Linked DNA regions of Homo sapiens: region 2 is linked to region 1. Evidence: read pairs that join two places in POLR2A ChIA-PET (ENCODE). Cell type or tissue: K562. All regions are shown on one strand. Each heading gives the region's core, and the rest is flanking DNA. Links, peaks and the distances in the headings are about the cores only.

What was found. Peaks named below come from ENCODE experiments on the same cell type or tissue, not always from the same donor. Only the 100,000 strongest peaks of a DNase experiment are listed, where the experiment ranks them.
Region 2: POLR2A ChIA-PET joins it to region 1 with 6 read pairs; 4 of 35 experiments call an interaction of 5 or more read pairs at or near these places.

Annotation. Positions count from the first base shown.
Region 1 is chr16:66,685,795-66,693,255 of GRCh38, forward strand. The region is part of intron 1 of CMTM4 (CKLF like MARVEL transmembrane domain containing 4); the gene reads right to left. Among named protein-coding and RNA genes, the nearest start is that of CMTM4, 7.2 kb to the right of the region's middle. RefSeq lists enhancers at 5,854-6,533, 6,534-7,213, 7,214-7,461. In K562, for the core only: no CTCF peak of the experiment used is centred there; a DNase peak (open chromatin) is centred at 2,707.
Region 2 is chr16:66,517,912-66,525,372 of GRCh38, forward strand. All of the region lies in intron 6 of TK2 (thymidine kinase 2), which reads right to left. Among named protein-coding and RNA genes, the nearest start is that of TK2, 28 kb to the right of the region's middle. RefSeq lists enhancers at 2,117-2,617, 4,522-4,591, 5,991-6,100, 6,321-6,450. In K562, for the core only: no CTCF peak of the experiment used is centred there; a DNase peak (open chromatin) is centred at 4,390.

The DNA.
Region 1 (7,461 bases), core at 828-5,827:
CACCACACCCGGATAATTTTTTGTATTTTTAGTAGAGATCTTGTTTCACCACGTTACCCAGGCTGGTCTCGAACTCCTGAGCTCAGGCAATCTGTCCACCTCGGCCTCTCAAAGTGCTAGGATTACAGGCATGAGCCACTGCGCCTGGCCTGATTTCTAATTAAGAACAAAGTTCTGGAGCCGGGCATGGTGGCTCATGCCTGTAATCCCAGCAGTTTGGGAGGCCAAGGCGGGTGGATCACGAGGTCAAGAGATCAAGACCATCCCGGCCAACATGGTGAAACCCTGTCTCTACTAAAAATACAAAAGTTAGCTGGGCGTGGTGGCACGCGCCTGTAGTCCCAGCTACTCGGGGAGTCTGAGGCAGGAGAGTCCCTTGAATCCAGGAGGTGGAGGTTGCAGTGAGCCGAGATCGCACCACTGCACTCCAGCCTGGTGACAGAGCAAGATTCCGTCTCCAAAAAAAAAAAAAACAACAAAGTTCCAGCCAGGCACAGTGGCTCACACCAGTAATCCCAGCACTTTGGGAGGCCAAGATGAGCACATCACTTGAGCTCAGGAGTTCGAGACCAGCCTGGCCAACATGGGAAACCCTATCTCTACAAAAAATACAAAAATTAGCCAGGCGCCTGTAATCCCAGCTACTCAGGAGGCGGAGGCAGGAGAATTGCTTGAACCCAGGAGGTGGAGGTTGCAGTGAGCCAAGATTGCGCCACTGCACTCCAGCCTGGGTGACAGTCAGACTCTGTCTCAAAAAAAAAAAAAAAAAAAAAGTTCCTCCAAAGTTGTGGAGAAAGAATTAATTTAGCCCTGTGGTCCAGGAGGAGCCATTAGGACTTACAGAGGTCACCATTTCCCAGTTGTCTGTACTTGTGGGTAAGCATACTAGAAACCTGGAATAAACTGAGACCTTCAGATATGCTTTGGGAGGAAATGTCAACCAAGTCTGTATTTTTTTTTTAAATGTTCAGAAATGTGGTGGTCTTGTCCTTTGATGTAGTAAAAGCACTCCTTGAAATTTAACCAAAAATAATAATTCAAAAGAAGAATCCAGGCTACACTCATGAGGACATTTATTGACGCATCTTCCTAATAGCAAAAAAACTAGAAAACATAATCACCAGACTTTGCCACAGGGGATCATATGTAGCCTTTGGAAAGGAAAAAATTTCCAAGTCCTTTTCATTTGAGTCTGTCATAATACGATGATTATTTTTCTAATTTCTAATTTTCTTTAATGTTACAACATTTTCACTAACAAATGAGGGTAAATTCCTTTCAAATGGAAGAAGTTTTCCATTAGCATCAACAAATTTATTAAGCACCCACTATTGTGCAGAATGCTTTTTTTTTTTTTTTTTTTACAGAAAAGTGCATTTTAAAACAATTTAAGCTTCAAGTTTGTCCAAGTGGTCTGTATTATCTAAATCATTCTTCCCAAGGGCCTCCAAATTACAAAGAAAGTCATGAAAAGTTAAAGATTACAGTCAGTATATGAGCTTTAAGGCTATACTAAGGTAAAGCTAGTAACATCTACTATTTTAGTAATTTTTGAATAGAAGGTACTTGCATGTGGTACAAAATTCAAGGGCTGGGAGCAGTGGCTCATGCCTGTAAACCTTGGACTTTGGGAGCTGAAGGCAAGAGGATCGCTTGAGCCCAGGAGTTTGTGGCCAGCCTAGGCAACATAGCGAGACCGTCTCAAAAATAAAATAAAATAAAATAAAATACAAAAGGTACAAACAGTTATACAGCAGAAAATGTCTCCCTGACACCCTGGCCCTCGGCCACCCAGCTCCCCAACTTGTATCATTCCAGAGATATTCTGTATCACTATCAGTCTGTTGTCTGTTCTGGTTGCTATAACCAAATACCGTAAAAAGGGTAATTTTTTTTTTTTTTTTTTTTTTTGAGACGGAGTCTCGCTCTGTCGCCCAGGCTGGAGTGCAGTGGCGCAATCTTGGCTCACTGCAAGCTCCGCCTCCTGGGTTCACGCTATTCTCCTGCCTCAGCCTCCTGAGTAGCTGGGACTACAGGCGCCTGCCACCACACCCGGCTAATTTTTTATATTTTTCATTGAGACCGGGTTTCACCGTGTTAGCCAGGATGGTCTTGATCTCCTGACCTTGTGATCTGCCCGCCTCGGCCTCCCAGAGTGCTGGGATTACAGGTGTAAGCCACCGCGCCTGGCCAAAATGGGTAATTTATAAATAGAAATTTATTGCTCATAGTTCTGGAGGCTGGAAACTCCAAGATCCAGGTGCCAGCAGATTCAGTATCTGAGTGAGGGCCCATTCTTCACAGACGGCACTTTCTATGTGTCCTCACATGGCAGAATGAGCAAGGACACTCCCTTCAAACTCTTTTAAAAGGGCACTAATCCCATTCATGAGGGCTGAGCCCTCATGACTTAATTACTTCCCAAAAGGCTCCACCTCTTAATACTATCACACTGGGTGTTAGGTTCCAACATCTGAATTTTGGGGGAATGCCAACATTCAGACCATAGCAACCTCCAACAGGCTTTGATGACGTGGTGTCTTGAGACGCTGAGCTAGGGAGCATGGTGGGCTCACCAGCACTGTAATACTACCATTATCCCCAACTTACAATCCCCAAGTGAGAGACCTGCAGGAGATCTGCTTGTGGCCTGAGTGAACAAGTAGCTTGCCAAAAGTCTCATGGCCGATAAGAGATACGAAGTCCATCATACTCTCAGAAACACTCCCCTCAACACACACACACACACACACACACATTCTACCCTAAACAAGGGTGACTTCATGTCATTGTTCTCTCTCCCTGGAACATACCTCCATAAACCATCACTAGCCCTTTGCCTGGCTAATATAAAGTTTAGAATCAGCATTCTTCTATCTACAAAAAAACCTTGCTAGGATTTTGGGATCGTATTAAACCTATAGATCATTTGTGGAGAACTAATATTTTAACTATATTGAGTTTTCCAATCCTAATGAACACAGAATGCCTGTCTACTTATTTTGGTCATCTTTGATTTCTTACTTCAGTGTTTTGTAGTTTTCAGTGAGCAGATTCTATACATGTTTTGTGAGATTTATATCTAAGAATTTCATTCTTTTGAGTGCTGTTATAACTGATATTGGTTTTTTTGTTTTAATTTCCAATGATTTATTGCTAGGATATAAAAATACTATTGGTTATCGTGTGTTGACCTTATATCCTGTAACCTTGCTAACTCACTTATTAGTTCTAGGAGGTTTTTTATAGATTCCCATGTGATTATCTACCTAATCATGCCATATGCGAATAGGGACAGTTTTATTTATTTCTGATCTGTACGTCTCCTATTAATTTTTTTGCAACGGCTAGGACTTCCAGTATGATCTTGAATATGAGTGGTAACAGTAAACATCATTGCCTGTTTCCCATCATGGGGGAAAGCATTCATTCTTTCCCCACTGTAACATTATATATTACAGTATAATGTTAGCTGTAGATTTTTTGTAGATGCCCTTTTTCAGGTTGAAGAAGTTCCTTTCTCTTCCAAGTTTGCTGACAGCATTTATTATGGAAAAGTACTGAATTTTGTCAAAAGTTTTTTTTTTCTGCATCAAATGATAGAATCATGTGGCTTTGGGTTTTGTTTTGTTTTTGAGAAACGGTCTCACTCTGTTGCCCAGGCTGGAGTGTAGTGGCACGATCGCGGCTCACCGCAGCCTTGACCTCCTGGGCTCAAGCAATTCTCCCACCTTAGCCTACAGCTGGGACTACAGGCATGCACAACCATGTCATGCTAATTTTTGTATTTTTTGTAGAGAAGGGGATTCACCATGTTGCCCAGGCTGGTCTTGAACTCCTGGGCTCAAGCAATCCACCTGCCTCGGCCTCCCAAAGTGCTGGGACTACAGACATAAGCCACTGTGCCTGGCCTGTTATTTTAAGTTATTAATATGGTGTACACCTATAACATTTACTTTCAAAAACTGCACCAACCTTTTTGTTCCTGGGATAAATCAAATTGGTTTGGTGTATTATTCTTTCTCCATTATGCTGGGTTTTATTTTCTATATGGTATTTTGTTGAGGATTTCTGTGTCTGTGTTCATATAAGGAATATTGGTCTGTAGTATCATTTTCTTGAACTGTCTTTGTGTGGTTTTGTAAAACACATGTACGCTCTACATTTAACAACTTCTTTTGAGATCGTGGATTATAATTTCACTATTTTTAATCATCAAAAAAACTTAAGAGTAATTATAACTTTGCTTTTCTGCCAGAATTTATTTGACTCCAAGTCCTTGATCAGGAAGACAACTCCTAAAGATAACAATCTTCCTAAAGGAAAATGGGACTGTTTTACAAGGAGCCACAGAATGGTGGATCTGAGAATCCAACATAGAGAAACCCACTGCTTCATCTACCATTATGCGCTTGTATATGCATGACTTCAGGGATAAATGGGAGCCAGAAGTACAAAGGAATCTTCAGTAGTAAACAAAACGCAGAACCCTTCACGGTTTGACCAGGGTCATTGTGTGTCTGCCTGGTCATTTGACCAGCTCTTACGAATCAGGAACCCAGCTGAACCTCAGTTGAACCAGCCCCTCCAACAGAACTGAGGGGATTTGGGGCTGATAAGCTCAGTGCTATGTCTACAGCCAGTCATTTCTCAAAGTTGCAGCTTTGTAAATGTAGCTATATTTGTGTTGCATATGATTTCTATAATGTATTACTGCCCCACCCCTGCACATCCTCCAGAGAACAGTAACCAGCCAGGGATTGTGCTGACTGGCTTGAGATTTAAAAAACTAACAAGGTTTCCACCAAATAAAAGAGATGCCATTACCCACCCCTGAAGTGCAAATACTCACATTTGTTTTTGAGTTACGTAAGAAAGCAACTATCAAACATTAACCTCTTAATTCTTACAATTCCTAAAATGGTCAATTAGTCATTACTACCCATACTGTACAACTGAGGAACCCAGATTCGATGAGATTAAGAGACATCAAAATCAGCTGAGCTAAAATTTGCATTTAAACATTTCCAGGCCAGGCGCAGTGGCTCACACCTGTAATCCCAGCACTTTGGGAGACCAAAACAGCAGGATTGCTTGAGCTCAGGAGTTCGAGATTAGCCTCTAGTTTGAGGCAACATAGCAAGACCTCGTCTCTACAAAAATAAAAAAAAAAATAGCAGGGCATAGTGGCACATGCCTGTAGTCCTGGCTATTCAGGAGGCTGAGGCAGGAGGCTCCCTTGAGCCCAGAAGTTCGAGGTTACAGTGAGCTATGATCATGCCACTGCATTCCAGCCTGCAGTGACAGAACAAAAATCTGTCTTAAAAAAAAAATTCCTATTACCCATCTTTTGTTATTAAAAAGTCCTATACAAATACATTGTCAGAAAGTCATCTAGGCATGGGAAGGGCTCAAGAAAGGGATGTGGATCAGGTGCGGTGGCTCACGCCTGTAATCCCAGTTTGCGACCAACCTGGGCAACACAGTCTCATTAGACTGTCTTTATTCATTTAAAAAAAAAATTCACACAAGGAGGAAGAAGATAATTTAAATCAGTTGTTTAACCACACTAGACATTCTCCCCAACTAAGAGATACGTACAGGTTTCATTTTGAAAAGATATAGGCGGAGGTAAGTGACTCATGCCTGTAATCTCAGCACTTTGGGAAGCCGAAGAGGAAGGATTGCTTGAGCTCACGAGTTTGAAACCAACCTGGGCAACACAGGGAGACCCTATCTCTACAAAAAATTTAAAAATTAGCTAGGCATAGTGGCATACACCTGTAGTCCCAGCTAGTTGGAGGGCTGAGGTGGAAGGATCACCTGAGCCCAGGAGGTCGAGGCTGCAGTAACCTATGATTGTACCACTGCACTCCAGCCTGGGCACAGAGCAGGACCTTGTCTCAAAAAGAAAAAGAAAAGATAAAATCTATGCAACTGCACCGTTTAATTTTTTCATAATGTTTCAGATTAGCTTTAGTATCCAATCACATTCCATTAAAAATACCAATTTAACTTAAATCATAAGGAATTAAACTATCTTTAATTCAAACACATAATTATGTTTTTGGTGATATTTTCACACAGTTTCTTTAGAGACAGGCATTGTTAGCACTATGACAGCTAACATTTATTGCACATCAGTTAGATACCTAATACGGTAGGTACTAACTTACACATATTATTTCATTTTCTTAATCCTTTGAGGGAGGTATTGGCAGTCTCATTTTACCGAAAAATCTCAGCTTTAAGGTTGACTATTTATCGAAAGCTGGTTGCTAGCACCTGTGTGAGGTTTTGTTGTTTTTTTTTTTGAGATGGAGTCTTGCTCTGTCACTCAGGCTGGAATGCAAGGGCACAATCTCAGCTCACTGCAACCTCTGCCTCCCAGGTTCAAGCGCTTCTCCTGCCTCAGCCTCTGGAGTATCTGGGATTACAGGCACTCGCTATATGCCTGGCTAATTTTTTGTATTTTTGTAGAGATGTGGTTTCACCATGGTGGCCAGGCTAGTCTTGAACTCCTGACCTCAAGTGATCCAGCCACCTCGGACTCCCAAAGTGCTGGCATTACAGGCGTGAGCCCGGCCTGTTGCAAGGTTAACACTGAAAGGATATAGAAAGGTAAGTCTCAAACTTTAATGTACACGTGGATCACCTGGGGAATCTTGTTTAAATGCAGATGACTCAGAAGTTCTGGGGTAAGGCCACTGATTCTGCATTTCTAACAAGCCCTTAGGTGATGGCAATGCTGCTGGCCTAAGGCCAAACTTGGAATAGCAAGGATCTACAGGTTGCAATAGGCCACAAAAAACACCACCAAAAAGTCTACAGCCCAACGCAGGGGCTCACGCCTGTAACCCCAACACTTTGGGAGACCAAGATGGGCAGATCACTTGAGGTCAGGAGTTCAAGACCAGCCTGGCCAACATGGGGAAACCCCATCTCTACTAAAAAATAGAAAACTTAGCCGGGCGTGCTAGTGGGCGCCTGTAATCCCAGCTACCTGGGAGGCTGAGGCAGGAGAATCACTTGAACCTGGGAGGTGGAGGCTGCAGTGAGCCAAGATCTTGCCACTGCACTGCAGCCTGGGTGACAGAGCAAGACTCCATCTCAAAAAAAAAAAAAAATCTAAAAAAACTAAATTTATGGCCAGTCGCAGTAGCTCACGCCTATAATCCCAGCACTTTGGGAGACTGAGGCGGGTGGATCACCTAACGTCAGAAGTTTGAGACCAGCCTAGCCAACATGACGAAACCCCGTCTCCACTAAAAATACAAAAATTAGCCAGGCATGGTGGCAGGCGCCAGTAATCCCAGCTACTCGGGAGGCTGAGGCTGGAGAATTGCTTGAACCCAGGAGGCGGAGATTGCAGTTAGCTGAGATGGTGCCATTGCACTCCATCCTGGGCATCAAGAACAAAAGTCTAACACAAAGAAAAAAAAAACATACACACCACTAAAT
Region 2 (7,461 bases), core at 1,365-6,364, 170 kb before region 1:
GAGAAAACTTCTGGGCTATGCAATTCCCCCAAAAGGATCTTGAGACGGCTCTCAATGAAAGGAGTCACCAAGGGTACCAGGGCACAGTGTGATCCGTGCAATACTGGACATGCAGTGACAAGGACCCTAAGCATTCCCGACCTCCTGCTGCCTGGGAGCGGCTTATGGCACAATGCTGCAAGGGCCATGGCACGGAGTGATGGGAGAATTCACTTGGGATTGGAACTCTAAGCAGAGAAAGGGACTTTAAAGCTTGTACCCTGAGAACAGAGACAGTGCTCAGGTTAGGCAATGAATCAGCAAACCAATTTCACTTCTAGAAATTTATTTTGTGGACCAGGGTGGTGGCTTATGCCTGTAATCCCAGCACTTTGGGAGGGTGAGGTGGGAGGATCACTTGAGGCCAGAAGTTCAAGATCTGCCTGGGCAACATGGAAAGACCCCCATCTCTACAAAAACTACAAAAAAATTAACTAGGGGTGGTGGCGCATGCCTATGGTCCTAGCTACTCGGGAAACTGAGGCAGGTGGATCACTTGAGCCCAGGGGTTTAAGGCTGTAGTGGGTCATGATCATGCCACTGCACTCCAGCCTGGGCAACAGAGTGAGACCCCTGACTCAAACAAAACAAAAAAATTTATTTTGTGAAAATAATCATGATGCTCACCGCGGCACTGTTTAAACCAATAAAAAACTAAATCTTGGTAAATCTATATAACAGAAAATTCACGCAGTAACTGAAGGATGATATTGTAAAATAATATTTAATGGCATGGAAAAATTTCAAATCTAATGTTCAGTGAAAGCAACAGGATCTAAAACTGTGTATATCCCAACCACATTTCCAAAAGTATTCACCAATGCATCTTGGAAAGGTGGGAAAGAAAAATATCAAAATGTAAAAAGTGCTTTTCTCAAGCTGCAGGACTACATGAGACTTTTCTTTTTTTCTTTATACCTTTTTGTATTTTCCAAATTTTAACAACACATTACTTCTCAAATCAGCAGTGGGAGTTGGGGAGCATTACTACATATTTTAGTTTTTATTTATTTTTTTTTTTTATTTTTTGAGACGTAGTGTCGCTCTGTCGCCCAGGCTGGAGTGCAGTAGTGTGATCTTGGCTCACTGCAAGCTCCGCCCCCCAGGTTCACGCCATTCTCCTGCCTCAGCCTCCCGAGTAGCTGGGACTACAGGCACCCGCCACCACGCCGGGCTAATTTTTTGTATTTTTAGTAGAGACAGGGTTTCACCGTGTTAGCCAGGATGGTCTATTTTTTATTTTTTTAAGACAGAGTTTCACTCTGTCGCCCAGGCTGGAGTGCAGTGGCGTGATCTCAGCTCACAGCAATCTCCGCCTCCTAGGTTCAAGCGATTCTCCTGCCTCAGCCTCCTGAGTAGCTGGGACTACAGGTGTGCGCCACCATGCCTGGCTAATTTTTGTATTTTTAGTAGACACGGGGTTTCACTATGTTGGCCAGGCTGGTCTCGAACTCCTGACCTCAAATGATCCACCCGCCTCGGCCTCCCAAAGTGCTGGGATTACAGGCATGAGCCACTGCGCCCGGCCTACTACACATTTTAAATGTTAACTTTAAAAGAAAGAAAAAAAGGCAAGAAAGTGGGAAGGAAGAACGAGCCAGGGTGAAGGAGAAATCTGGCATCTATTCCTGGTATTCCTGTGGGTTTCCTGTGCCCTGGGAGGAAATGAACAGGAAAGAGAGAGCAGGAATGGACACAGCTGGAGGGCACAAGCCCATCAGCAGGCAGACAACCCTCACAGGCCTAGCAGAGGAATTCTCCCTTTAACATCCTCCATTCCACTAGTGGCTCCATGTGGGTCCCGCTCAGAGCTGGGTTCGGCAAGACTGGCCATGGGGGAGTGGCCGTACCTGAGCCATGTGCAATGGGAGGCTCTCAGTGGGGAGGGGGCAGGGAGGGGCTGACTCCAGTCCCACGAGGGGATGAGCATGGAAGGAAGTAAGAGGCTGGAAGAGTGAGGCAGGCACTCTGGGAGGCCAAGGGCACAAGTAGCCCTGTCTTGGGGCCCTAACAGCAAGGCATGGCACCAACTGGAGAGGGACATTCTCCCCTAGTCTCTGAGACCACCCCCATGTCCTCAGAAGAGAAGAGTATTTGACAGAGGAGCGGGAGAGTGGACGGAGAACAGCAGCGGGGCCTGAGCAGACTGCAGCACAGAGGCCAGGGCAGACCAACCTGTGGGACGGCCAGGACTCCCAGAAAACCTGGAGAAGCTGCGTGGGAGGCTGGAGGAGTGGGAAGGAAATCCTACAGCATTGCAGAGGGGACTCCCAGGCAACAAAACTCAGGCACTACAAGTTCAGGTGACAACTTTGTGTCCACAGGCTGCCTCCCTGCCTCCTCTCCGCTTACCTCCTTAAAAGTAGCCCATTCTTTATTCAGGGTCCATCCACAGACCCAAGGGCTTCAGGGAAACCTCACCCCACCCCAAGCTTCCAAGCTTTAGGGTAGGCACAATCGGTCTAAAGGAAGTCGTCTCCCCTAGTTCCAGCAATGCGTTCAGGAAGCCAAGCTAAGTCAATCAGTGCAGGGCCTCCCCCAGCCAGGGGCCCAATTTGGATTAGGCAGGCGTGAGGGAGGTTTGCAGGGACTTACAGAAAAGATACTTCCGCACGCTTAGGGAAGAGCCACTAGCAAGACACCTGCCCTTACTCCAACCAGCGAGTGAGAAGCCCAATGCTGCCACGACTACATTGTCACCCTGAGAGAACTGCATGAGGACACGAACAGGATGCACAGTAGCAAAATGTAGAGAAACCAGGCCAGAGGCACCAAATAAGCCATCTGTTGGGAGTTGATGACACCTCATTGTTCAGGCTACCCTGAGTTGGGTTTCAGTTAGTTCAGCTCCGAATATTTGATGTTCAAGAAACCAAACCACTATCTCTTATTTTCCTTTTCTGGAAAAAGAAGACTGAGAACAAAATTGACTCTAAGAAAATGAGGATGTGCAATGAGGAAGCTGCTGATTAGCTTCTCGCCTACTCCAGCAAACTCATGGCTTGAGGGCACAGAAGAGGTGGCACCAAAGGGGTGGGGCCAGTTAGCAGCAACTGGGGAGAAGCTGAGCTGCCCATGGGACAGTCTCCCAAGTGTCCAAGGCTGGACTAGCCACCGGAGTACCTCATGCGTCTGCACAGCTCGAGGGAGACTCTGTCCAATCCCAGAGCTGGGAGGGTGCCCACAGATATGATCATGGAACTGAACCACAGCTCAGAACAAATGAAGCAGTGTTAACTAAAACCAAACCAACCACCACTGCAAAACAGTCACAGTACACGGGGGTCTGCACATGGAGACATGGGGAGGGGGTCACACCTGTGGGGGACTCTGGGACTGACAGACTCCGGTGGCTCTGCCCCTGCCACAGCTCCCCTGGGAATCGGCTCCAGGTAGTCACAGGGGCCTCCCACTCCCACCCCCATCACAGCCAAACAAAAGGCTTCCCCCACAGGGTTGGTGCAGACTGAGGGGCAGCCTCTCCCTTCCCAATGCTCTTGGAAGGGGTCCTTGGTCGGGTGGCCTCCCATGGGCAGGGTCAGTAGGCCAGACCTATTGAAAACCCTTCCATGACTAGAACCATGTGCCAGAAGAGGCTGGGGGATCCAGGAGGACTGAATGACCAGTGTCTGAGCTGAGTGAGGAAACAGAAGCCTGATCTCCATGACTCCGAGGGACATGGGGCACAGTGGGCGCTGCTCTAACTGTATTTCCTCCTAGGAACTCTGCCCAGCTCCTCCTGTGTCTGTCTCAAGCATGGGGCTCCCCACACCACCGACAAGACAAGCCACTGCCTTTATTTCTACAGAATGCACGGAGAGCAATACCAAGCAAATCCAAGCTTGGCAAATCCAAGCACACAACTCAACAGTGGGCATGGGGGTCTCACCCTTGCCCTGACCCCAAGGGGGCAAAACCAAGGTCTTGATCCACATGAATCCTGCTGTTACATCAGTACAATTTCTTGCATCCTTCCCTGAGGCCAAGAGAGCCCCCCAGTCTGTGCGGAATGGAATGGAAGAGCTCCCTTGTATACGTTATTTCCTTTTGTTTTCACAAGACCTTGTGAGGCTGGCTTCAGTCCCAGTTTATAGAAGAAACCTGAGGATCAGAGAAGTGAAGGCCAACTCTGTCTGAGCAGGGGTCCAAGCCTGGCTCTCCCTACCCCCAAACCCAAATGCTCTCCATTGCACCACCCGCCCACCCCAGTCTGTCAGCTGACTCGGATCAAGTCCAGTGTCTCTCTAGCCTGAGCTCCAGGAAGGCCACAGCTCTTAGGCGCATGACCCACACCAGGAGGTTTCAGTCTAGACAGGAGCTGGGAAGAACTTAAGCCCCTGGGCCAATCAGCAGGGGAGGAGGCCCAGCCTGTGGTTCCAAACACCAGGTCTTACTCAGTGTCCCCAACCACAAGCCACAGGTGAGTCAGCATGCCACTTCCCGAGCTGGGTCCCACTCCACGCCCTCACTTCTGTTCTTAGAAAAGGACGACCAGGCAATCTTGTAAAACCTTTGCTTCCCATTACTCGGCCCACACAGTCACCTGTGTGGCCTCTTTAGCTACATGAATCTTGCTCACCACCTTCAGCTTTTCATGCCAGCCAGCTGCCTGCCCCTTACACGTTCCTGTCTTTGGCCAGACGCAATGGCTAACGCCTGTAATCCCAGCACTTTGGCAGGCTGAGGCAGGCAGATCACCTGAGGTCGGGAGTTCGAGACTAGCCTGACCACCATGGAGAAACCCCATCTATACTAAAAATACAAAATTAGCCGGGCGTTGTGGCACATGACTAATCCCAGCTACTCGGGAGGCTGAGGCAGGAGAATCGCTTGAACCCGGGAGGTGGAGGCTGCAGTGAGCCGAGATTGCACCACTGCACTCCAGCCTGGGCAATAACAGCAAAACTCCGTCTCAAAAAAAAGAAAAAGAAGTTCCCGTCTTTAAGGATACTGTGTAACTGGAATCTTCCTCTCCAGCAATTAACACAGCCCTCTCGAATCCCTGGTGGCATAACTGCAGTTACATTCTGCACACCCCAACCTCGCCAGGGTAGACAGTGCCAGAAGAGGTGGGTCTTTTCCCTGGCGAGCTCTTCATTTGTTCACAGCCCAAAGAGCAAGAACACCCTTCAAGAAATTTTACTTCGAGGAGATGCAGGATTCCAATATGTGGGCTTTTCTGGGGACCTGAGCCTGCCATATAGCCTTCTGTCTAGGCCCCCACAGATCCTGAACCAAGGTTGCAAGAGCTTCTGAGAGGGAGAAAAAGATCAACCCAAGCACTGAAGGGGCAATGGTAATGTGCCCTCCCACCTTGTGAAGGGCTCCCCATCATGGCATTTTGGGAAGCCTTTTCCTAGAGCATCCCAGGAAATGAGGAAACACGAGCTCCCAGGCAGGAGCTGACGCCCCACATGCCACCGTGTGGTTCCCAGTACCTGGCTGAACTCCCTGCAGGTGGGAACCAAGACACCTTATTCTAGGTATGGGCAAAGGACCCAGCCAAAGTCAGTTCTATGCTACATTTTGCATAGGTAGTGACAATGACAGTAATCTGCATTTTGAAGGAGCCGAAACCTCTAAAAACATCTACTTTGGCCAGGCATGGTGGCTCACGCCTATAATCCCAACACTTTGGGAGGCTGAGGCAGGCAGATCACTTGAGGTCAGGAGTTCGAGACCGGCCTGGCCAACATGGTAAAACCCTGTCTCTACTAAAAATACAAAAATGAGCCAGGCGTGGTGGTGGGCGCCTGTAATCCCAGCTACTCGGGAGGCTGAGGCAGGAGAATTGCTTGAATCTGGGAAGCAGAGGTTGCAGTGAGCTGAGATCGCCTGAGTGATCCAGCCTGAGCAACAGAGCAAGATTCTGTCTCAAAATCAAAAAAACAAAAAACAAAAAACAAAAAAACCCCACATCTACTTTCTCAGTAATACTTCGTTGTGGATGACCGCTCCATCGAGGGCAGCTGGAGTTGTCCGGAGAGTGGCCAAGCTCTAGTCTTCCTTCCCTTTATCCCTTCTGTGGCTCTGGCTAAAAATACTTTTTACTTTGCCCTATGGCTGCCTGATTCTTGGCCTAGGAATAAGTCCAGAAACCTTAAAAACAAAGATAACACAACACAGCCCCCAGCAACCCAAATATGAAGCAACAAATGTGAAATTAAGAAACCACAGGCCAGGTGCAGGAAACAGGAAATCCTGCACTGCGCAGAACTTTTCACCATGGTCCCAAAGACAACCCTCAGGCCGAGGCTCTTGTTCTTATGACCCCCAAAGGTCCAGTGAAGCCCCAAGGAAGCCCACCTTACCGTCAGAACTCCAGGGGAAAAGGGTCGTGGCATTGGGATGGAGGGCGCCCTGTGGACCACCTGGCTACCAGCTTTTTTTATTTTTATTTTTTGAGACAAAGTCCCACTGTGTCACTTGGGCTGGAGTGCAGTGGTATGCTCATAGCTCACTGCAGCCCTGACCTCCTGGGCTCAAGTAATCCTCCTGCCTCAGCCTCCTAAGTAGCTGGGACTACAGATGTGCACCACCAGGCCCAGCTAATTTTTTAAATTTTTTGTAGAGATGGGAGTCTTACTTTGTTGCCCAGGCTGGTCTCGAACTCCTGGCTTCAAGTGATCCTTCCCCTTCTGCCTCCCAAAGTGCTGGGATTACAAGTATAAGCCACTACACCCGGCCCTGCCACCTTCTTCTGAGGCCCGTATTCCTCAAAGTGTGATCCCCGACCAGTAGGAGTATGGTCCCACCTGGGCACCTGCTAGAAATGTGGCCTCTCAGGCCCCACCTCAGTGCTACTGAAGTGGAATCTGCCTGTAAACAAGATGCACAGGTGGTTGTGGGAGAAGCTTAGGGTAAAGCCTGTCTGGAAAGAGGCAGAGTCTCCCCCTTGGGCTAGTACCTCAGGATTCTCAGCTTTGGGGAACCCAGTGGGCCCTGAAGCCTTTGGCCTTGATGAGAGAAATCTAGATGCCTCCTGCCACTTCCTCATTTGCTGCTTGCCCCCACACAGCAGGGTTCGGAACACCTTCCCCTCCTGTGGTTAGTTCCTGCCCGATCAGGAAGGAGCACTGGCTTTGTAATCCTTTCTCAGTTCCTTATCTGCCCAATAGGGTCAACAACCAGACAGTAAATGCAGCTCCTGTCCATGGGTCCCTGCCCTGTTCCTTAACCATGAGAGCAGATGCCCCCGTTTCCAGGGAACACATAAGCAGGTGCAGTTCACAAGTGAATCACTTGCCCTGGGAAGGTGTTTTGAATGCCGCTACCCCTTGGTTCTCTGCCTCCTGGACTTAGGGACTCTGGGGTATGTGGCTGAGGGAGTGGGAACTCCAAGCCACATGCAAAGCATGGTGTTTAATACAGGAACATCCATTGTCCTCAATGATAAGTTATGTAAATTATTATTTTTAGATA